Regions from separate parts of the Homo sapiens genome. Here all the other regions are linked to region 1. A link is a loop called in an ENCODE intact Hi-C map of the cell type or tissue named here. Cell type or tissue: mammary epithelial cell. All regions are shown on one strand.

Evidence for each region. Peaks named below come from ENCODE experiments on the same cell type or tissue, not always from the same donor. Only the 100,000 strongest peaks of a DNase experiment are listed, where the experiment ranks them.
Region 2: it touches region 1 in a loop (19-fold over the local background); 2 of 110 quality-filtered maps call a loop at or near these places.
Region 3: a loop joins it to region 1, with 2.9 times the contacts of the local background. A loop is called at or near these places in 3 of 110 quality-filtered maps.

What each region holds. Positions count from the first base shown.
Region 1 is chrX:65,867,395-65,875,394 of GRCh38, reverse strand. No RefSeq gene overlaps it. Among named protein-coding and RNA genes, the nearest start is that of MIR223HG, 140 kb to the left of the region's middle. In mammary epithelial cell, a CTCF peak has its summit at 3,375 (motif pointing left); a DNase peak (open chromatin) is centred at 3,294; H3K27ac peaks cover 1,068 bases.
Region 2 is chrX:66,404,317-66,412,316 of GRCh38, reverse strand. No RefSeq gene overlaps it. Among named protein-coding and RNA genes, the nearest start is that of EDA2R, 230 kb to the left of the region's middle. In mammary epithelial cell, a CTCF peak has its summit at 3,704; no DNase peak of the experiment used is centred here.
Region 3 is chrX:65,916,677-65,924,676 of GRCh38, reverse strand. No RefSeq gene overlaps it. Among named protein-coding and RNA genes, the nearest start is that of MIR223HG, 95 kb to the left of the region's middle. In mammary epithelial cell, no CTCF peak of the experiment used is centred here; a DNase peak (open chromatin) is centred at 3,886; H3K27ac peaks cover 1,593 bases.

The DNA.
Region 1 (8,000 bases):
GAAACACACTGTGCATGCTCTCCTCCCAAGTGCTAGTAGGCCACTGCACATACAGATAGCCCACCCCAAGGGAAGAATCTGGGGAGAAGGGCTGCAAGACCCCCAAAGTATGCCAACTCCAAGCCAAAAGGTCAAACTGTGCACTTGATCTCTCAAGTCGCCCACTTGGCCCTCTCCCAAGGGTACTTTACTTCCTGTTCTAAATCATTTTAATAAACTTTCGCTCCTGCTGTAGAACTTGCCTTAGTTTCTCCTTCTGTGTTATGCCCTCAGTCGAATTCTTTCATCTGATGAGGCAAGAATTGAGGTTGCTGCAGACTCATATGGATATGGATTCACTGTCAGTAACACTCTCATCGCAAAGTGCTCACCCTTGGCTTAAGCCTCTTAGCTCATAGCCTTGCTGACTCATACTCTGAGTGCTGCTTGAACTCACTCCTAAGTGAGATATTTCCACTCTTTCCTTCGGAATGGGGATTTTCTGTGCTTTCGCCACTTGTGGATTCCCTATAGCACTATAGTAGGGCTGTGTGGATTGAAGGGATCCAGTGACGTTTACTGAGTAATTGAGAAGGTACTGATCTCTAAACCTCAGTGCTTCATGTCCTTCCCTGTGATCTTGGAATGTAATTCGTCACTACACGTTTGGCCAGAAATTGTCCCCAAACTTGCCAGCCCATGTCTTGATCTCTCAGTGACCCCTCCCTTCAATCATGGCTCTCTTTAATATCACTCACCTAGAGCCTTGACTCACCAAGAGTCTTGCCATGGACTCTCTTTTTCTCTCCTCTGGACCTCCAACCCCAGTCTGTCTCCCCTGGGTTCCCCTAGCCCCTGCCCCTCTCTCTACAATGGCCCCAGTCTCACCTCTTCCCCTCTCTCAGCCTCCTCTCAGCCCAATTCAATACAGCTTTATTCTCTAGAGCCTTCTCTGCAGCCCCTGTCCCTGTCACTGTGCTGTTGGATTTACACCAGACTCTCTCCCCTCCCCTTTACAGCTCTCCCACAGCCCTTCCCCAGAGCGGTCTCAGGGCCAGAGGCTCTCCCCAGCCCAACTGGGACCAACACATTCCAGTCTGGTGCAGCAGGGTCCCAGGTGACTCATGCCCTTATTTAGCAGGCAAGGAGAAGCCTAGCTGGATGGCCAGAAGGCAGGCTACTGGGAAGTTTGAAACCCTTTAACAGAGCCAGCAGGCCGACCACATCATCTCTGGTCACTGAGCTGTTTCGTGACAGTCCAGGTTGCAGTCCAGGAGCAAGTTGTGCAGTCCAGGAGTAAGTTGTACAGTCCAGGAGCAGGCTGTGCAGCCGTGCTCCAACGCTGTAGGCCCTCTTCTCTCTCTCCCTCTCTCCTGATACCTAGGCCACACTCACTTCCTGGCCTTCCAGGCACTCCCACCAGTCGGGGCCACCGGGACTCTGGGCAGTAGGTTGCCAAAGAGAGCTTTGCAGCTGTGGCATCCCCACCAAAGCTCCAGCTGCAGGCACTGCAGATTTCTCACCTGCTGGAATTGCAACCCTGTGGTGCACACCTCCCCCATCCTTCGGGTGAAGGCGGCACAGGACAAGCCCTGCACTAGCCAGCCATGTCCCAGATCTGGTTAGCCAAGGCACGTGGACACCTGAAACAAGGATCCGAGCAAGGTAAGTAGTTGGGGCCGTAGGAAAGGAACAGGTGGCCATTGCGCTCTATGGCCACCAAGATGCATGCAAGGGTGTGGTGGGAGATAGGGCTGAGGGAGGGAGCACCTCAGGACCAACTCCACCCCTCATAGCTTGGAAGCCCTGCCAACATCCCACTTTCACACCCCAAACTTGGAGGTGTTGAAGCCACCACCAAGGTGCGAAAACCACTTTTTTCTTTCCTGCCACGCCGGGAGAGCGCCCTGCAGAGTCAGATCCTGAGAGAGTAGGCTGCCATGGGCCTCTGTAGAGCTGGAATTCTCCCTAGTCTGAGAGGTGCAGCCTGGGCAGAGACGCCTGAGCCCCCTCTCTAGAATGCAGGTGATGACTCCCTACCCTACCTAACACTCGGAGAGGGCAAGGATTTCCCTCTGCTCCATCCAGCTCCAAGAAGCTTTTCTCCACTAAGCCACAGTTTATTCATATGTCAAATGGGGATACCAAAATCCATGCACAGAGCTACTGTGAGGATTGCAGTCGGTAATGCATGTGAAAAAGCACAACACAGATTTTGGCAGACAGTGTGCACTCACTTTTACTTCTTTCCTCTTGACTCTCCAACCTTTAAATGATAGAATTCTGGCACATTTCCTGCGGGGTTGGATTCTGCACCACCTAAGCACAAATCATGCTGAATTAGCTACCTCAGCATCAGGCTTAGTAGGAAAGTGGGGGTTGGCAGACAAGGTCCAGAAAAAACAAACAAACAAAAAAAAAAACCAAAAAACAACACCAGAGAGGAGAAACCAAGGTGACTGAAGAAATTCAGGAAGAGAAAGAGGCCAAGAAAGTGGAAAGAGACACCAGCAGGGACATAGAATCTGAAAACAAAGTGGAGCTCTGGGGATTTGAACAGGGAAACTACAGGAAAAAAAATTAGACCCCAGAAAAAAATGGGTGAAGCCTCAGAGATCTAGAGAGGATACTAGAAAAACAGATGATGCCACAGGGACATAGGGGATAGGGAACTCCAAGAGACCAAGAAACCCCAGAAACCTAGGAAAGAGGTAAGATTACAGAAAATGGATGAAGCACCAGTGATACAGGGAAGGGTCTCAAAGAAACAGGACTGCAGAAAAGGCATAGAATCATGAGGAAGAAGAGAAGCGTTCCTAAGAGAACAGAAAACTGCAGAAGAATATTAGAAAGGTATTGTGCCAGGGATTTAGGTAGGGGAACATGGAAAAGAGAAAAGCCCACAGGTCTCAGATGGCAGATAGGAGGCAGGACTAGCTTGCAGCTCCCACTCAGACAGACAGAGCAGCATGTGAAGACTCACATCATGAACTTTTGCTCCAAGAACTACCGCAGGAACATACCAGGAAAACTGAGAGAATTCACAGACCCTCTGAAGGAACTGGAGCCACTGTAGGCTCCCTGAGATACCAAAAAACTGAGTCTACTTGCTTTCTCAGCAAGGATGCTGGTGGTCACTCGGTGCTGTTGGGGGTGGGTGTGCACAGTGGGAGTGAGACTGGCCTTTAGAACTGCAGGCTCCTTGGGAGCAAGGTGAGGCCTGTGACTGTCTGATTTCCCCTACTTCCCTGGTTACCAGTATGACTCAGCAGAGGCAGGCATAATTCCCCTGGGACTATAACTCCATTGTCCTGGGAACCACACAATCGCAGTGAGCCCTGCCCAAGGACAGTGTGAGCTCGAGTAGTCCTATCCCTGGCTCCACCTGGTGGTGTTTCTCTACCGGCCTTGGTTGACGAAGACAAAGGACATAATCTCTTGGGAGCTCTGTGGTCCTGCCCACCACCTGAGAAACCTGAATACTAAACCAGGCGACCCCAAGGCAAGTTTCTCTCTATACTTCTGCAGCTGATACACTCTTGAAAGCACTACCTCCTGGCTGGATGCCAACAAACAACCCTCCTAGATTAAAGCAGGAAGAAATAGGAACTCTGAACAGACCAATAACAGGCAATAGGAAAAGGATTCCGTATTTAATAAAATGTACTGGGAGAACTGGCTAGCCATATGCAGAAAATTGAAACTGGATCCCTTCCTTACACCTTATAAAAAAATTAACTCAAGATGGATTAAAGACTTAAATGTAAAACCCAAAACTATAAAAACCTTAGAAGAAAATCTAGGCCATACCATTCAGGACATAGGCATGGGGAAACACCAAAATGGCACATGTATACATATGTAACAAACCTGCACATTGCGCACATGTACCCTAAAACTTAAAGTATAATAATAATAAAATTTTTTAAAAAAAGAAAACGCCAAAAGCAAAAATTCACAAATGGTATCTAATTAAACTAAAGAGCTTCTGCACAGCAAAGAAACTATCACCACAGTGAACAGACCACTTACAGAATGGGAGAAAATTTTTGCAATCTATCCATATGACTGAGGTCTAATATCCAGAGTCTGCAAGGAACTTATACAAATTTACAAGAAAATAACAAGTAACCCCATTAAAAAGTGAGTAAAGAACATGAACAGATACTTCTTAAAAGAAGACATGTATGCATCCAACAAACATATGAAAAAAAGCTCAACATAACTGATCATTAGAGAAATGCAAATCAAAACCACAATGAGATACCATCTCATGCCAGTCAGACTGGTGATTATTAAAAAGACAAAAAAAAATTAGATGCTGGCAAGCCTGCGGAGAAATACTCTGTTGGTGGGAATGTAAATTAGTTCAACCATTGTGGAAGACAGTGTGGCGATTCCTCAAAGACCTAGAACTAGAAATACCACTTGAGCCATCAATCCCATTACTGGGTATATACCAAAAGGAATATAAATTATTCTATTATAATAGAATAATTATAATAATAATTATAATAGATACATGCATGTGTATGTTCATTGCAGCACTATTCACAACAGCAAAGACACGGAATTAACATAAATGCTCATCAATGATAGCCTGGATAAAGAAGATGTGGTACAAACACACTGTGGAATATTATGCAGCCATAAAAAGGAATGAGATCATGCCCTTTGCAGGGACATGGATAGAGCTGGAAGCCATTATCCTTAGCAAACTAACGCCAGAAACAGAAAACCAAGTACTGCGTGTCCTCACTTATAAGTGGGAGCTGAATGATGAGAACACATGGACACAAGTGGGGAATGACATACACTGGGGCATTTCAGAGGGTGGGGGGTTGGAGGAGGGAGATCATCAGGAAGAATAGCTAACGGATGCTGGGTTTAATACCTAGGTGTGGGCTGATCTGTACAGCAAACTACTGTAGCACACATATACCTATGTAACAAACCTGTACATCCTGCACATGTACCCCTGAACTTAAAATAAAAGTTGGAAATAAAAAAAAAAACAAGGAAATCCTTTTTTGTCCCTAGGTCACAAATACATTTTCCTAATTTTTTTTAATTAACTTTACAAATTTTTACTAACTTTACATGTTTCATCTTTAATATTTAGATGTTTAATCAATTTTGAATCCATCCTTGTATGTAGTGTTAGCCAGGGATTCAGTTTTATTTTTCTTAATATAGTGAGCCAGTTTTTCCAACATTATCTACTAAATAATCCATTCTGTCCCGATTAATTTTTGGTGGAACCTTTATTGTATATTAGGTTTTCATTTATACTGATTTTTTTTCTTACTTGTCTGCTTCCTTCAAATGAGAAGATCTACTTGACAGCAGGGACTGTCTGACTTGTATGCTCAGGACATAGCACAGTGCGTAATGCATAGCGAGTGCTCCATGAATATTTCCTGATTGAAATAATAAATAAATGCAGCAACCATAATATTTTTTCTGAGCCTATTAATTGACCGCAACTTGGGATAAAATATTTTCAACTTTAAAGTGAACATTTATGTTTCATGTATTTTGCAATAGCCCATTAAAAAATGGCCCCATTCTCTCCTTTCAGCTAGCTTGTGATCTGAGGAAGAGCACACAATGAAGAAAATAAAGTAATTCATCATTATTTTATTTTCTGAACATCTCCCATGTGCAAAGCCTTGTGCGAGGTATTTTACATGCATTATCTCATTTAATTAAAATCGAGTTGTAAAAATTAGAATGTGTCCAAGGGCATTTATGTCTCTAATAAATTGAGTTTTGAAATGACATATGATATGAATTTTGTTGTGATGAGCATTGGTTTTCAAAATTTTTAGCAGCTGATTAATTTTTATCTTTTAACAAACCCTTAACCAATAGATGAAACAACCAAAAGAGTTACATGGATTCCTCCAGCCATTTACATTTTTGCTGCTAGGTCAGTTGTGAGACAACCCCCCTGCCCTGCCACCAGAAGCCTCAGCTTCTGAGCAGCACAGCATGAAAATCACTGCAGTGAGCAAGAAAGAACTGTAGGTTCCAATGCTTCACAAAACTAAAGTATTAAGACAGGCCACTTTTACTACTTTTCTCCATTTTCTGATTCCTTGCTGCATTCCAGAACAGGGTTCTTTCTTCAAACCCTGGATTCCAGTGTCTTCTGTCTATCTCTAATATGTTTGTCATTTATTTTGTTACTTTGGTAAAATATGAATAACATAAAATTTGCCCTTTTAACCATTTTTAATTGTACAGTTCAGTGGCATTAAGTACATTCACATTGTTGTACAAACATCACCACCATCCACCTCCAGAACTTATCATCATCCAAAACTGAAAACCCACACTCATTAAACAATAACTCTCCATTGTCTCCTGACCCCAGCCTCTGGCAACCACTATTCTACTTTCTGTCTCTATGAATTTGACTACCATAGGTATCTCGTATAAGTGGAATTGTATAATATTTGTCCTTTCCTGACTGGCTTATTTCACTGAGCATAATGTCTTGAAGGCTCATCCATGTTGTAGCATGTGTTGGAATTTCCTTTGTTTTTAAGATTAAATTATATTCAATTGAAAGTATATACCCCATTTTGTTTATCTATTGATGGACATTTGGGTGCTTCCACTTTTTGGTTCTTGTGATTAATGCTGCTATGAACATGGGTATACAAATATCAGTTTGAGTCGCTGCTTTCAATTCCTTTAGGAATTACACCTAGAAGTGGAATTGCTGGATCATACACTAATTCTGTTTAGCTTTTTGAGGAACCACCATACTGTTTTCCATGGCAGCTGTAGAATTTTAAATCCTCACAAGCAATGCATGAGTTCCAATTTCTCCTCATAACTGACAACACTTGTTGTTTTCTGATTTTCTTATAATAGCCATCCTAATAAGAGTAAGTGTGAAGTGTTATGTCATTGTGGTTTTGATTTGTATTTCCTAATGATTAGTGATGTTTAGCATCTTTTCATGTGTTCATTGACCACTTGTATGTCATCATTGGAGAAATTTCTATTCAAGTTACTTGCCCATTTTTAATTGGGTTGTGTGTTGAATTATAAGAGTTCTTTATATATTCTAAATACGTGACCCTTATCAGATTTATTATTTGCAAATATTATCTCCCACTCTTAGGTTGTCTTTTCACTTTCTTGATAGTATCCTTTGAGGCACAAAGGTTTTTAATTTTAATTGAATTCAACTTATCTTTTTTTCCTTTTTAATCTTGTGCTTTTTGCGTCATATCTAAGAATCTATTGCCAAACCCAATTCATTAAGATTTACCCGTGTATTTTCTTTTAAGAGTTTCATAGTTTTAGCTTTTACATTTAGTTCTTTGATCTATTTTGAGTTAATTTTTGTATGTGGTTTGAGGTAGGGCCCCAAATTTATTCTTTTGTATGTGGCTATGTTGTTGCCTCGGCACCATTTGTTTAAAAGACTATGCTTGCCCATTAACATGTTTTGACAGTCTTATCAAAAATCAGTATTGAAGATATATGGGTTTATTTCTGGATTCTTAGTTGTAGTCCACTGATATATATGCCTATCCGTATACCAGAACCACATTGTTTGATTATTGTATCTTTGCAGTAAGTTTTGAAACCAGGAAGTGTGAGTCCTCCAATTTTGCTGTTCTTTTTAAAGATTGTTTTGGTTATTTGCAATTCCTTGAGATTTCATATAAATTTTCACATAGACTTTCCTATTTCTGCAAAAAACATCATTGAGATATTGACCATGATTGCATCGATACTATAGATCATTTTATAGTATTGACGTCTCGATAATATTAAAGTCTTCCAATCCATGAGCTTAAAATGTCTTTCCATTTATGTGTGTCTTTAATTTCTTTAGGCTATGTTTTGTAGTTTTTAGCATATAAGTCTTCTTTTTTTTTTTTTTTTTTTTTGAAACAGAGTCTTACTCTGTCACCCAGGCTGGAGTGCAGTAGCAAGATCTTGGCTCACCGCAACAGCAACCTCCACCTCCTGGGTTCAAGCAATTCTCCTAGCTC
Region 2 (8,000 bases), 540 kb before region 1:
TGCACCAGATTTAAAAGCTACCAGGAATCAATAAAAGTGGTTATGCAATTTTCCTACAGGAGGTTAATGGAGAGTCAATACTAGGATAGCAACTTACATACTTTCTCTAAATTTAAGCCAAAAGCTGAGAATTATTTCCTAAGATGGCAGAATGTCCACAGTTTAGGTGGGTGTCACCTTTAGGACAGGAAAGTAATGAAGGTGATGGAAAAGTAGCAACCAGAATAAGGAGTTTGGGAAAACACAATATAAGGAGTTTGGGAAAACACAATGTTACTAAAAACAAAGGAAGGAGATCTGGGGACTGTTTTGGTTTAAATTTGAAAGTTTTGGGCCAGACAAGACTATAGGTGAGGGAGAATAAAACCAGACACTGTGAAAAATAAAAGTCATTGGTCTTGGTACTAAGCATGCTATTGAAGAGGAGCAGGTTGAAGTCAGAGACATCTGGAGATAAAGAATGGTAGGAAGAGATGAATACAGACTGTTAAGGAAGAGATAGGAACATGAAGGCACAAAGTACAGACTTCACATTTATGTTTTTATACATACTCTCCCACACACTCCAGATTTCTACAGTCAGAGGTGTGGGATTCAAAATAATCATATGCTTGATGAATTTGGATTTATCTGGTACAGCAGCCCAGATTAAAGGAATATGGGGCTTAGGAGCAGCACAGAAAAAATGACTTATGATTTCAGGTGATAGTCATTTTAATTGGAGTCAGCTATGGCTGGTGCTGCCAACAAAGCAAATGGAAAAAAACTGCATTCATGGAATATTGGGTCCCAGAACAAATGTAGTGATGGCCCCACTTTACCCCAAGCAGCTCAGGCTTTACCCAGAGCACTTTTGTCAGCCCTAGCCCCATGCTTAGATGAGGACCTGCAAAAAGCTGATCTTATCTATAAGAGAACAATTAGGATGGATCCAAGATTTTGCCAGGACCAGTAAAAGGAGTTGGGGATATTTAGCCTGTGAAAAAGATGGAGGAGGGTAGAGATTGGATGTGGTCTCTGTATTCAGACCTCCAAAGGGTCATCATGGGAAAGAAATAATATACAGGACCTGTGTGGCTGTAGGGGAAGAATTAAATAGCTAAAGTTATTCAAAGATAAAATGAGTTGCCTTAGAAAATAGTGAGCTCTACCTCACTGGGTATTTCCAAGTTCAAAATCCATAATTAGTTGTTGGAGATACAAGAGTCAGTGGTGAAAGGGTGAGTTTTTGAATGCTCTGAGGATGGAAAACAGTTGTATGAATGCATGACTGATTATCCTGAAGAAGATGACTCAGGGGTCACAGTCTCAGCCCTCAGACCTCTCAAAGGCTGTCACAGGGGAGAAAACAATCGGTGTGGGCCCAGGAGGCAGAGCTGGGACTCATGAGTAGAAATTACAGTTGAGACAAATTTTGACTCAAGTGGAAGATAAATTTTAGAAGAGGCAATGCTGTCCACAGTTGGAATAGGCTGCTTTGGAAAGCTTGTCTCAGAAGATGAGCAATGAGGAGCTATCAACTTACCTTTTACTCAATCCTGGCTGCTCATTTTAATTATCTAGGAGCCAGTGTTTAGCTGCCATCCCCAGAGATTCTGATTAATTAGCTTTGAGTGTAGCATGTGCATAGAGATTCTTTTAAGTTCCCTAGGTAATTCTAATGTGCAACCAAAGCTGAGAACCACTACAGAGAAATGCCTACAATGGTAGTGTATAGTAGGCGGAGAGCTTATGAAATGAGAAATGAAGTTAGGACCTGATGGGATTGAATAAAGTAATTTCTAAGATCACATCCAGCCTGATACTGTAACATTGAATGAGCCAAAATATGTTACCCTTTTTCAAGGAAATTTGCATTTAAAGAGGTCCATAGTACTCCAACAGTGCTAACCCTAAACAAATGAGTTCTGATTAGTATAATTTCATATCCCACAGTGCCTAGTGAGTGACATAGTTTGGAGCAGTTTTTAAATCATAGCGTGTAGCTAGCAGTCTATATTGTTCTTCCTCAACATAGGCCCAGGGGATGAGAGTTCCTTGAATTACACCTGAAACTCATATGGAGGCCTCTGACTCCCAACTTATTGGCAATGAGCTGTATTTGGGTTTGATTCAAAGTCCCAGGAGCTTTCTCAAGAATTATAGAGATGACTGTCCAGTGGATGTGGATAGCAATATGTAGTATGTATTTAGAGAGGAGGTGGGTAGGCGAACAAAAGTCAGAGCTAAATGTGGCTAAAGTAAAAGACAAAAGAGACAGAAATGGAGAGACAGAGAAACAGATGGAGAAAACAAAAAGAGATGGACAGAGATAGAGAAGCAGCAATAGAACACACACACAAGGGAGAAATAAGCAAGAACATGTGATCAGTAGTCCCCATTCCATTTGGCATCTAGATTTTTCTACAGAAATTCTCTTTTCTTCTTCAGAGCCTAACGAATGTCAGACAACATTCTAGGAAATATAACATTCATCATATATTTCCAGCCAGAAAATCCATCATGCTCCTAAAGATCCAGTGCTTCCAGCACTTCCAGTGTATCCATTTGAATCAGTGCTTTAGAGGGCAGATCTGTTGAAAATACAAACTATTTTGTGACCAGCCTGGCCAATATGGTGAAACCCTGTCTCTACTAAAAATACAAAATTAGCCAGGCGTCGTGGTCATCGCCTGTAATCACAGCTACTCAGGAGGCTGAGGCAGGAGAATCACTTGAACCTGGGAGGCGGAGGTTTCAGTGAGCCGAGATCGCGTCATTGCACTCCAGCCCGGGCAAAAAGAGACAAACTTCGTCTCAAAAAAAAGAAAAAAGAAAAAAGAAAAGAAAGAAACTACAAACTATATGTGGCTTTGGTTAAATCCAAACTCCACATGGGAATCCCCAAGCAACACATGTGGGATCTCAGAAGGCTGAAAAAATTTCTTCAGAATTCTGGAAAACAAAACCGCCTGGGAAAGGGTTCACTGTCATCCAGGACTCCAAATTTTTCATCCGTATATTCTAATCTTCTTCCCATGAAGTTGTATCTACATTTGGGGGCAGGCACGTGTCAAATAGACTGTCTAAAACACCAACCTCAGCCTAGAATTGGACTTTGGTCAATTTAAGAAGCAGAAAGGCTAGGTCTAAAGAAGTCTGACCTACCCAGAACTTCAAAGGTCTCTCATTGTTTTTTGACCATTTCCCATTGGATGCTTACTTATCACAATGTTTAGCTGGCAGAAACTCTGGCTTCAAGCCTTCTGTTTCACTGCACTTATGTCTCCCAGACATTTCTCATGTTTTTAAGTTTTCCCAGTGTGACCCGGAACTGGCTCCGTTTGTCTGCTCTTTCTTGTAGTCTTGACTTGACTTCAAATTTCTGAAGGCCCATGGATCACAGTTGCACTCTATCAAGTTCCCTAGCAGGGCAAAAATGTGAAGTCCTGAAATGTAACCCTAGAACAGCCCATACAAGAAACTCTTTGGGGTAACATTTCCTCTTCCACTTTGAGTAATTCTTTCTGACCCTGATACTACCCTGGGTCCTTAGAGATTCTTCTGAACTATGCCTTTAAAGATGTTCCCTTACTCTGCCTACTGGAGCTCAGTGTATACACAGTCCATTCAATTGGAGACTTCCTACCCGTAGCACAAACACATCAGAAGTTCAGCCAGTACATGCCAGTACAAGCTTACCTGTTATCTAGGGTTTGTGACAATTCTGAACGATCATATTTCCTGTCACTAGTTGGTGCTATTGTCATACCAAATAATTAATATTTTAAACTCTTACTAGTAACAAACGTTATGCCTCCTACTGAATAACTTAGCACACATTAAAACATTGGTGAAAATCTTTAGTCTTCAAAATTTTGCCTCCTAATATATGGATGCTCCACCTCAATCTCACACTCTTGGGAACAATAATCTCCTCTACTTCTACTCATCTTGATATGTGGCTCTCATATACCAAATTTCTTCAAGCCGTCCTGCTTTAATTTTCTTCCTTTTTTATTTTTATTTTTTCTGTTTTACAGTAGTACCTATTCACCATTTACATCAGTCTACCTGGTTTTCTGAAAACAATGTTTTTGGATTCCCCTCCGCCATACTCCAAAACTATGAATCTCCACAAAGGGTGGCCTTTCATCCGGGACTCTCAATATTTGATCCACATATCCTAACCCCCTCCCTCATGAAACCAAACAAGATTCTCTCTTAAGCATTATCACCTTTGAGTTACGAAATCCTAGAATGTCAGAGCTTCAGGGGGATCTTTAAGATAATCTACTCTAACCTTTCCATTTTCAAGAAGTGGAGAAACTGAGGCCTGGAAAGAGGGATGATGTTCTGTAAGAACCCATATAAATTATGTGAAATTTTTCTACCTGGCAGAGAACACTTACACTCATTGGGGTCTATTTGTCTACACTGACACAGGCTCATATCTTTCTTGTTTTTGCTTGTTTGTTTTAACGGCTTTATTTTGAGGTGCAATTCACCAATCTAAAGTGTACAAACTAAATGATTTTGGTATATCACTGATATAGTTTAGATGTTATTCCCTCAAAATCTCATGTTGAATTGTAATCCTCAGTGTTGGAGTTAGAGCCTGGTGGGAGGTGTTTGGGTCATGGAGATTGATTCCTCATGGTTTGGTGCTGTCCTTATGATAGTGAGTAAGATCTCACGAGCTCTGGTTGTTTAAAAGTGTGTGGAACCTCACTCCCCAACTCTCTCCCTTGCTTCTGCTCTCATCATGATACATGCCTGCTCTTCCTTCACCTTCTGCTATGAGTAAAAGCCCTCTGAGGTGTCCCTGGTAGCCAAGCAGTTGCCGGTGTCATGCTTGTGCAGTCTTCTGAACTGTGAGCCAATTAAGCTTGTTTTCTTTATGAATTACCCAGCCTCAGGTATTTCTTTACAGCAATACAAGAATGGCCTAACATAAAAAGTTGGTACCAAGAGTGGGGTATTGCTGAAAAGATACCTGAAAATGTGGAAGCAACTTTGAAACTGGGTAACAGGTAGAGGTTGGAAAGTTTGGAGAGCTCAGAAGAAGATAGGAAAATAAGGGAAAATCTTGAGCGCCTTAAAAACTAATTAAATCATGGAGACAAAAATGCTTATGTGATGTGAATGGTAAAGTCCAGGCTTATGAGATATCAGTCAGAAAGAAATGAAGAACATTTGGTGAACTAGATCAAACGTCACTCTTTTATGCCTTAGCAAAGAACTTGGCTGTATTGTGTTCATGTCCTAAGTATCTGTGAAACTTTGAACTTAAGAGTGATGACTTCAAGCATCTGTTGAATAAAAGTTTTTAACCAGCAAAGTGTTCAAGATGTGGCCTGTCTGCTTCTAACAAACTATGCTCAGATGTGAGGGCCAATCAGTGACTTAAAGTTGAAATTTATATTTAAAAGGTGAGCAGGCACATCACATGAGAAAAGCAAGAGCAAAAAGAGAGAGAATAGGGGGAGGTGTCACACTCTTTTACACAACCACATCTCATGGAAACTCATTCACTATAATAAGGATAGCACCATGCCAGGAGAAATCTACTACCATGATCCAAACATCTCCCAACCAGCCCCATCTCCAACGTTGGGGGTTACAATTCAACATGAGATTTAGAAGGGACAACACCTACATTGGGTATCACCTACATTGTTAATTTTTAAAAATTGTAGTAAATGTGCTTATACATTGGATACAAAATTAGACATTTTAACCAATTATAAGTGTACAATTCAGTGGCATTAATTACATTTATAAGATTTTGCCACTGTCACCACTATCAATTTCCAAGACTCTTTTACTACAAACAGGACTTCTGTACTAATTAAGCACTAAGTCCCCATTCCCCATTCTCTATAATTTTGCTAACCTCTAATCTACTTTCTGCCTCTATACATTTGCTTATTTTATGTGGTTCATACAAGTGGAATTATATAATATTTGTCCTTTTTTGTCTAGCTTATTTCACTTAGAACAGTGTCTTCAAGTTTTAGTCATGCTTTAGAAAATATCAGAACATTACTCATTTAATGGTTGAATAATATTCCATTGTATGTATATATCACATTTTGTTTATTCATTCATTTGTTGACAGACATTTGTGTTGTTTTAACCTTTTAAATAATACAAATAATAGTTCAATAAACATTGACATATAAGTATCTGTTCACATCTCTGCTTTCAATTTCTTTGGGTATACACCTAGGAGTAGATTGCTTTAATTTATAAATGGTAGTGATTTCCCCTAATTCATTTCTTACTTTGCTTATTGAGTCTTCTCTTTTTTTCATAGTCAATCTAGATAAAATTTGATCAATGTTGTTGATAGTTGCAAGGAACCAACACTTCATTTTTCCTATTTTCCTATTTTCTATTTTACTTATCTCTGCTCCACTCTTTATTATTTTATTCCTTCTACCAGTTTTGAATTGTTTGTTCTTTTTTATTTTATCAAAGTGTAATGTTAAGTTGTTGATTTGAGGTCTTTATTCTTTTAAATGTAAGCATTTATAGCTATACATTTCTAACCTAGGACTGTCTTCACATTATACCTAAGTTTTGGTATGTTGTGTTTTCATTTTCATGTGTTTCAAGATATGTCCTAATTTCTTTTGTGATTTCTTCCTTGACTGAATGGTTGTTTAGAAGTATGTTGCAGAAACCACGGAAAGGGCAAGATGGCCTACTAGACACAGCCAGGTGTAACAGCTCCTACCAAGGAACTGAGATGACTGGAGGTGCTCCTAATAGATCTCCAGAGAGAAGGCAACAGGAGTCGATGTAAGGAAGACACAGAAGCTCGGCTGAATTGGAAGAAAGCTGGAAACACTAGGCAGGGCTGCAGTACACCCAGACTTATTCCTGGTCAACAATGGCTCCATGGGAATAGGTGAGTTGAACAGCAAAGAGCAACCCACTTTCAACATACTCCCTGGGACCCCAGCAGCAGGAGACCCCTTGACCAACACAGACACTCCAGTTGGCAGGAAGAGCTTCTTAGATAAGTGATAGGAGCAGCAAACCAGCTAATGTGGAACCCAGAGGGTTTGATGAAGGAGCATCTGTACAGAGAATGGCCAGAGACAGCCATCGTCCTAGGCTCAACTTGCTCCTGTAGGAGATGTTAGCCTTAGGGGAACTATCAGTTCTGAACTCTGCAGAGTGGTCTTGCCAATCAGAAGGAGCAGGTCAGACCTCAGCACCCTTTGGTCTGCTGGCCTGTCCTGGGGTCTCATCTGGCCACACCTGCTTGCAGGGCAACCTTCGGTTCCCTAGGGGCACAGACTATACATTCTGCACTTGTGGACCATGGCTGACTGGCAGAGAACTTCAGCAGGAAAGACCCTAGGGCCATGCAAGCCCACATGCTCCCTCCCCATACTGTACCTTCCCCTGGGATGGAAAATTCCCACATTGCTTTGCTGGCACATGTCTGTGCAGGTGGTTTTTGCTTTCCTTTCCCTGCCAGCATGCAGAGGTACAGCCTGAATCACCTCACCCCAACTGGCATTGCAGACAAACCATTGGTGGGAAAAATCCAGCCAGCCCCATCACTTCCATCATTCCATCCTTACACTAACAATGCACAGAGAACAAAAGATGATCTCCTGCCCTGAACAACTAACTATTCCTGCTTGTAGGCCATAGGGAAGGCACCCATACCTGCACCCATCAGTGCCCACCCCCCAAGCCACCACCACCTCCAGCACGACCACACACACTAGCTAGCAGTGTACCCCCTCATCCTAGCTGTGCTGTCTCCATCACTGTTGTGAAAGGCCACAGGTAGCTAGGCACACCAGCATCTCCTAGCACTGTGCTGCATCTGCCGATACTGCTGCTGATGCTGCCATGTGCAAATGAGAATGGATTTCACTGTCACCGCACAATGAAATGCTTTGGCTGGCACCACCCATCGAAGTGCAGGGACTAGCTGTCCGGGAGCACTTTGTCCCACCAGCACAGTGAATTTCTAACCTCAAAGAGCCACAGAA
Region 3 (8,000 bases), 49 kb before region 1:
TTGTGATACCTCCAGGTATGGGAAAAACTGAGGACTAGGGGTCGGGAGTGGGCCCCCAATGAACCAGAACAGCCCTATGGAAGAGTAGCCAGGCTGCCAAAAACAAACAAACAACAAAAACAAAATCCCCCAAAAAAACCCCATCCAAAAGACAGCAACCTCATAGATCAAAGGTAGATAATCTCACAAAGATGAAAAGGAATCAGTGCAAAAATGCTGAAAACTCAAAACTCTAGAGTATCCCCTTTCGTCCCAATGACTACAACACCTCTCCAGCAAGGGTTCAGAACTGGGCTGAGGATGAAATGGCTGAAATAACAGAAGTAGGATTCAGAATGTGGATAAAAATGAACTTTGCTGAGCTAAAAAAAAAAAAAAAAAAAAAGCATGTTGTAATTCAACACAAAGAAAGTAAGAAGCAAAATAAAAGAATGCAGAAGCTGACAACCAAAATAGCCAGTATAGAGAGAAACATAACCAACCTGACAGAGCTAAAAAACACACTAGGAGAACTTCACAATGCAATCACATGTATTAATAGCAGAATAGACCAAGTGGAGGAAAATATATCAGTTTGAAGGCTGTCTTTCTGAAATAACACAGACAGACAAGAATAGAGAAAATAATTAGAAAGAATGAACAAAACCTCTGAGAAATATGGGATTATGTAAAGAGACAAAATTTATGACTGATTGGGGTACCTGGAAAAGACAGTGATAATGGAACCAATCTGGAAAACATATTTGAGAATATCATCCAAAAGGAAGTATCCAACCTAGCAAGACAGGCCAACAATTCAAATTCAGAAAATGTGCAGAGCCTCAGTAACATGTTCCCAAGAGAAGATCATTCTCAAGACACATAGTTATCAGATTTTCAAGGAGGAAATGAAAGGAAAAAAATGTTAAGGGCAGCCAGAGAGAAAGGCCAGATCACCCTCAAAGGGAAGCCTGACTAAAAGCAGACCTGTCAGTGGAAACCCTACAAGCCAGAAGAGATTGAGGGTCAATATTCAACATTCTAAACAAATAAAATAAAGTAAAATAATAAATACATAAAAATTTTCAATCCAGAGTATCATACCTGGCCAAAATAAGCTTCATAAACAAAGGAGAAATAAGATCCTTTTCAGAGAAGCAAATGCTGAGGGAATTCATCACAAGACCTGCCTTGTAAGAGCTCCCGAAGGAAGTGCAAAATGTGAAAAAGAAAAACCATTAGCAGCTATTACAAAAACACACTGAAGTACACAGACAAGTGGCACTATGAAGCAACCACAAAAACAAGTCTGCAAAATAACAAGCTAGCCTCAAGATGACAGGATCAAATCTACACATAACAATACTAACTTTAAATGGCAATGGGGTAAATGCTCCAATTAGAAGACGCAGAATGGCAAGCTGGATAAAGAACCAAAACCCATCAGTACACTGTCTTCAAGGAACCCATCTTACATGCAAAGACACACACAGGCTCAAAATAAAGGAATAAAGGAAAATTTACCAAGCAAATGCAAAACAGAAAAAAAGCAGAAGTTTCAATCCTAGTTTCTGACAAAACAGAGTTTAAACCAACAAAGATCAAAAAAGACAAAGAAAGGTATTACATAATGGTAAAGGATTCCATTCAACAAGAAGAGCTAACTATTCTAAGTACATATGCTCCCAATACAGGAGCACCTACATTCTTTAAGCAAGTTCTTAGAGAAATTCAAAGAGACTTAGACTCCCATACAATAATAATGGGAGACTTTAACACCCCGGTGACAATATCAGACAGATCGAGACAGAAAATTAACAAAGACATTCAGGACCTGAAGTTAGTTCTGGATCAAGTGGACTTGATAAATATTTACAGGACTCTCCACCCCAAAACAAAAGAATATACATTCTTCTCATTTCCAAGTGGTACTTAGTCTAAAATTAATTACATAATTAGAAGTAAAACACTCCCCAGCAAATGCAAAATAGCTGAGATCATAACAGTCTCTCAGACCACAGCATCTTCAAATAAGAACTTAAAATTAAGAAATTCATTCAAAATCACACAACTACATGGAAATTGAACAACATACTACTGAATAACTCCTAGGTAAATAAAAAATTAAGGCAGAAATCAAGAAGTTCTTTGAAACTAATGAGAACAAAGAGACAACGTACCAGAATGTCTGGGATGCAGCTAAGCAGTGATGAGGGAAATGTATAGCAATAAATATCCACACCAAAAAGCTAGAAAGATCTCAAGTTAACAACGTAACATCACAGCCAAAAGAACTAGATAACCAAGAGCAAACAAATCCCAAAGCTAGCAGAAGACCAGAAATAACGAACATCAGAGCAGAACTGAAGGAGCTAGACACAAAGAAACCTTCAAAAAAAATCAACGAATCTAGGAGTTGGCTTTTTGAAAAAAATAGTAAGATAGACTAAAGACAGAAAATTCAAATAAACACAATCAGAAATGATAAGGGGAATATCACCACTGACTCCACAGAAATTAAAAAAAAACCATCAGAGAATATTATAAACATCTCTATGCACATAAACTAAAAAATCTAGAAGAAATTGATGAATTCCTGGACACATACACCCTCCCAAGATTGAACCAGGAAGAAATTAAATTTCTGAAAAAAACCAATAACGAGTTTTGAAATTGAGGCAGTAATAAATAGTCTACCAACCAAAAAAAGCCCAAGACCAGATGGATTCACAGCTGAATTTTACCTGTGGTACACAGAAGAGCTGGTATCTTTCTTACTAAAACTATCCCAGAAAAATGAAAAGGAGAGACTCCTCTCTAATTCATTCTATATGGCCAGCATCATCCTGATACCAAAACCCATCAGAGACACAACAAAAAAATAAAACTTCAGGCCAATATCTCTGATTAATATTGATGAAAAAATCCTCAAAAAACTACTGGCAAACCAAATCCAACAGCACATTGAAAAGCATATTCACCATGATGAGGTAGGCTTCATCCCCAGGATGCAAGATAGGTTCAACATATGCAAATCAATAAATGTAATTCAGGAGGAAGATGGTGGATAGGAGGCAGTACTAACTTGCAGCTCCTGCTCAGACATACAGAACAGCATGTGGAGACTCACATCTTGAACTTTTGCTCCAGGAACTACCACAGGAACACATGAGAAAAAAACAAAAGAATTAACAGGCCATTTGAAAGAGGCTTGTCACTGCAACTCCGTGAGACAGCCAAAAAACTTTGAGTGCCCAAAGCGTGAGACAAAGAAAGTACACCTCCAAACACACATCCTCACCAGGAAACCTGAAAATCCTGGTCACAAAAGAAGAATTTAACCTTACTTAGAGATGAAATGAATTTAGAGAGCAGAAGGAAATATAAAAGTAAAAGAAGCAATGGGAACAGAACTGTAGGCACTCTTGGCACCCAAAAAAGCCTAAAGAAGCCATTTCTGACTTTATCACATAGAAGCCCTTGGGGAGAGCTGCCAGTAAATTGGAGAAAGAACACAGGGAGAAGGAAACTTTCAGCTGAACTTTGTAATATTTCTACCAAATGTGAATTTACCTGGAGAGAATTGGGGGACAGGGGGAGTTGAACAGGAAGTGCAGTCATGAGCATGGAAGCCACAGAAGGTGGAAAGGAGTGAAGCCCTGCTTGCTTTCTCACTGGGGAGGCTTGTAGCCTAGAGCAAGTTCCCAGCCCTGCTCACTGGCTGCCTGGATATAAACTCAATTCTGTTGGGGAAGCATAGCAGGAGTGAGACTTGTTGTTCTGGCTATGTGGAAGCTGGGTGAGACTTGTCACTGCCAGTTTTTTTCACACTTCCCAGGAAACCTGTATGATGCAGCAGAGGCAGCCATAATACCCCAGGAATGTAACTCCATCAGCCTGAGAAATACAACTCCACTGAAATACAACTCCACTCCCCACAGCAGCTGCAGGAAGCCTCACCCAAGGAGAGTCTGAGCTCAGACATGCCTAAACCTGACCCGACCTGATGGTCTTTCTCTACAAGCCTCCCCAACCCCCACCATAGCAAAAGACAAAAGACATAATCTCCTGGGAGCTCTATGGCCTTTCCCACTATCTGAGAAACCTGAATATTTATCCAGGCAACCCTAGGGCAAGCTTGTATTCTCCCTATACTACAGCAGCTGATGCTCTCTTGAAAGCACCACCTCCTGGCTGGAGGCCAGGCAAATTGAACCCTTACAGCAATTCATGACAGAAAAATTTTATCCCGAGAAAAGAAATCAACAGCTAACTCCACTGCCTGTAACATCCTGACTAACCAGAGGTCCTGAGTCTATCGACATGACAATTTTACTGCCAGCACAACCAGCACTTGAGAAAACCAGCACAGTAAATAAAACTACAACCAAGGTCCCACACAGAGTGCGCTTCACTGCCCTGATACCTCCACTGGAGCAGGTGCAGGTATCCATGGCTGAGAGAACTGAAGACAGATCACATCACAGGACTTTTTGCAAATACTCCCCTGTACCAGCCCAGAGCACAGTAGCTATGCTGAGTGACTAAACCCAGAAAAGAAATAACAATCATTGCAGTCTGGTTCTTAGGAAGCCCCATCCCTAAGGGAAGCGGAAGGGCACCACATCAAGGGATCACCCTATGGGACAAGAGAATCTGAAGAGCTACCTGGGAGCCCCAGATCTTTCCTCTGAAATAGTATATCTAAATGAGAAGGAACCGGAAAAACAATTCTGGTAATATAAGAAAACAAGCTTCTTTAACACGCAGAAAAGATCACACTAGCTCACCAGCAATGGATCCAAACAAAGAATACATCTCTGAATTGCCAGAAAAAGAATTAAGAAAGTCAATTATTAAGCTACTCAAGAAGGCACCAGAGAAAGGTAAATATCAACTTAAAGAAATGTTTTGTTTTTTGTTTTTTTGAGATGGAGTCTCGCTCTATTGCCCAGGCTGGAGTGCAGTGGCGCGATCTGGGCTCACTGCAAGCTCGGCCTCCTAGGTTCATGCCATTCTCTTGCCTCAGCCTCCCGAGTAGCTGGGACTACAGGTGCCCACCACCACACCTGGCTAATTTTTTGTATTTTTTAGTAGAGACAGGGTTTCACCCTGTTAGCCAGGATGGTCTCTATCCCCTGACCTCGTGATCCACTGGCCTCGACCTCCCAAAGTGCTGGGATTACAGGCATGAGCCACCACGTTTGGCCTAAAGAAATGTTTTAAATGATACAGTGTATGAATGAAAAAATCTCCAGAAGAATAGATGGCATAAATTTAAAACAATCACAACTTCTGGAAATGAAAGACACATTTAGAGAAATGCAAAATACACGGGAAAAACTCAACAATAAAATGGAACAAGTAGAAAGAACTTCAGAACTTGAAGACAAGGCTTTTGAATTAACCCAATCAAACAGAGATAAAGAAAAAATAATTTTAAAATATAAACAAACCCTCCAAGAAGTTTGGGATTGTGTTAAATGAACAAACTTAGGAATAATTGGTGTTCTTGAGGAGGAAGAGAAAGCTAAACGTTTGGAAAGCATATTGGAGGGAATAATTGAAGGAAACTTCCCTGGCCTTGCTAGAGATCCAGACATCCAAATACAAGAAGCTCAAAGAACACCTGGGAAATTCATCTCAAAAAGATCATTGCCTAGGCACATAGTTCTCAGGTTATCTAAAGAGAAGATGAAGAAAAGTTCTTAAGAGCTGTGAGGCAAAAGCATCAGGTAACCTATTTAAAAACACCTTTTAGATTAACAACAGATTTCTCAGCAGAAACCCTAAAGCCTGTAAGTGATTGGGGTCCTATTTTTAGCCTCTTTAAACAAAGCAGTTGTCAGGCAATAATTTTATATCCAGCAAAACTAAGCTTTATAAATGAAGGAAAGGTACAGTCTTTTTCAGACAAATAAATACTGAGAGAATTCACCACTATCAAGCCAGTATTACAAGAGCTGTTAAAAGGAGCTCTAATCTTGAAACAAAACCTCAAAGTACACCAAAATAGAACCTTCTTAGAGCATAAATCTTACAGAACCTATAAAACAATAGCACAATGAAAAAAAAACCTAGCACAATGAATAGAATAGTATTCTATCACATCTCAATACTGACACTGAATTTAAGTGGCCTAAATGCTCCACTCAATAGATACAGAACAGCAGAATGGATAAGAATTCATCAACCAAGTATTTGTTTTCCTTGAGAGACTGACCTAACACATGAGGACTCAAATAATCTTAAGGTAAAAGCATGGAAAACAAACATTCCATGCAAATGGAAACCGAAAGTAAGCAGGAGTAGCTATTCTTATATCCGAAAAAAAAGACATAAAACAACAATTAAAAAAGACAAAGAGGGACATTATATAATGATAAAAGGATTAAACCAACAGGAAAATATCACAATTGGAAATATATATGCACCTAACACTGGAGCTCCAAAATTTATAAAACAATGAACACTAAACCTAAGAAACAAGATGGGCAGCAATGCAGTAATAGTGAGGGACTTCAAAACTCCACTCAGAGCACTAGCCAGGTCATCACCACAGAAAGTCAGCAAAGAAACAATGGACTTAAACTATACCCTACAATAAATGGACTTAACAGATATTTACAGAACATTCTACCTAACAACTGCAGAATATACCTTCTATTCATCAGCACATGGAACATTCGCCAAGACAGACTACATGATAGGCCACAAAAGAAGTCTCAACAAATTTTTAAAAATCGAAATTATATCAAGTACTCTCTCAGACCACTGTGGAATAACATAGGAAATCAACACTGAGAATAACCCTCAAAACCATGCAAATACACGGAAATTAAATAACTTGCTTCTGAATGATTGTTGGGTCAAGAATAAAATCAAGAAGGAAATGAAAAAAATTGACTGAATGATAATAGTAAAAAACAAAACAAAACAAAACAAAACAAGAAACCTATCAAAACTTCCGAGATACAGTAAAAGCAGTGCTGTGAGGAAAGTTTATGGCATTAAATGCCTATATCAAAAGTCTGAAAGAGCATGAATAGACAATCTATGGTCACACCTCAAGAAACTAAAGAAACAAAAACAAACCAAACCCAAAGCCAGCAGAAGAAAAGAAATAACAAATATGACAGCAGAACTAAAGGAAATTGAAAAAAAAAAAAAACAAAAGATAAATGAAACAAAGAGCTGATTCTTTGAAAAGAAAAACAAAATTGACAGACCATTAGTGAGATTATCCAAGAAAAGAAGAGAGAAGATCCAAATAAGCTCAATTAGAAATGAAACAGGAAATATTACAACTGATACCACAGAAATACAAAACATCATTCAAGGCTACTATGAAATACTTTATGTGCATAAACTAAAAAACCTAGAAGAGAAGAATAAATTCCTGAAAATATACAACTCTCCAGGATTAAACCAGGAAGAAAAAGAAACTCTGAAAAGACCAATAAGAAGTAGTTAGATTGAAATGGTAATTTAAAAATTGCCAAAAAAAAAAAGTGCAGGAACAGATGGATTCACAGCTGAATTCCATCAGACATTCAAGGAAAAATTGGTACCAATCCTATTGACACTATTCCAAAAGATAGAGAAAGAGGGAATCCTCCCTAAATCATTCTGTAAAGCCAGTATCACCCTAATACCAAAACCAGGAAAGGACATAACAAAAAATGAAAACCACAGACCACTATCCCTGGTCAACATAGATGCAAAAATTCTCAACAAAATTCTAGCTGACCAAATCCAACAACATATCAAAAAGATAATCCACCATGATCAAGTGGGTTTCATGCCAGAGATGCAGGGATGGTTTAACATACATAAGTCAATAAATGTGATACATCACAAGAACGGAATTAAAAACAAAAATCACATGATCATCTCAGTAGGTGCAGAAAGAGCATTTGACAAAGTCCAGCAATGCTTTATGACTAAAGCCCTCAACAAAATCGGCATAGAAATGACATAAGGTAATAAAAGCCATCTATGAGAAACCCACAGCAAACAGT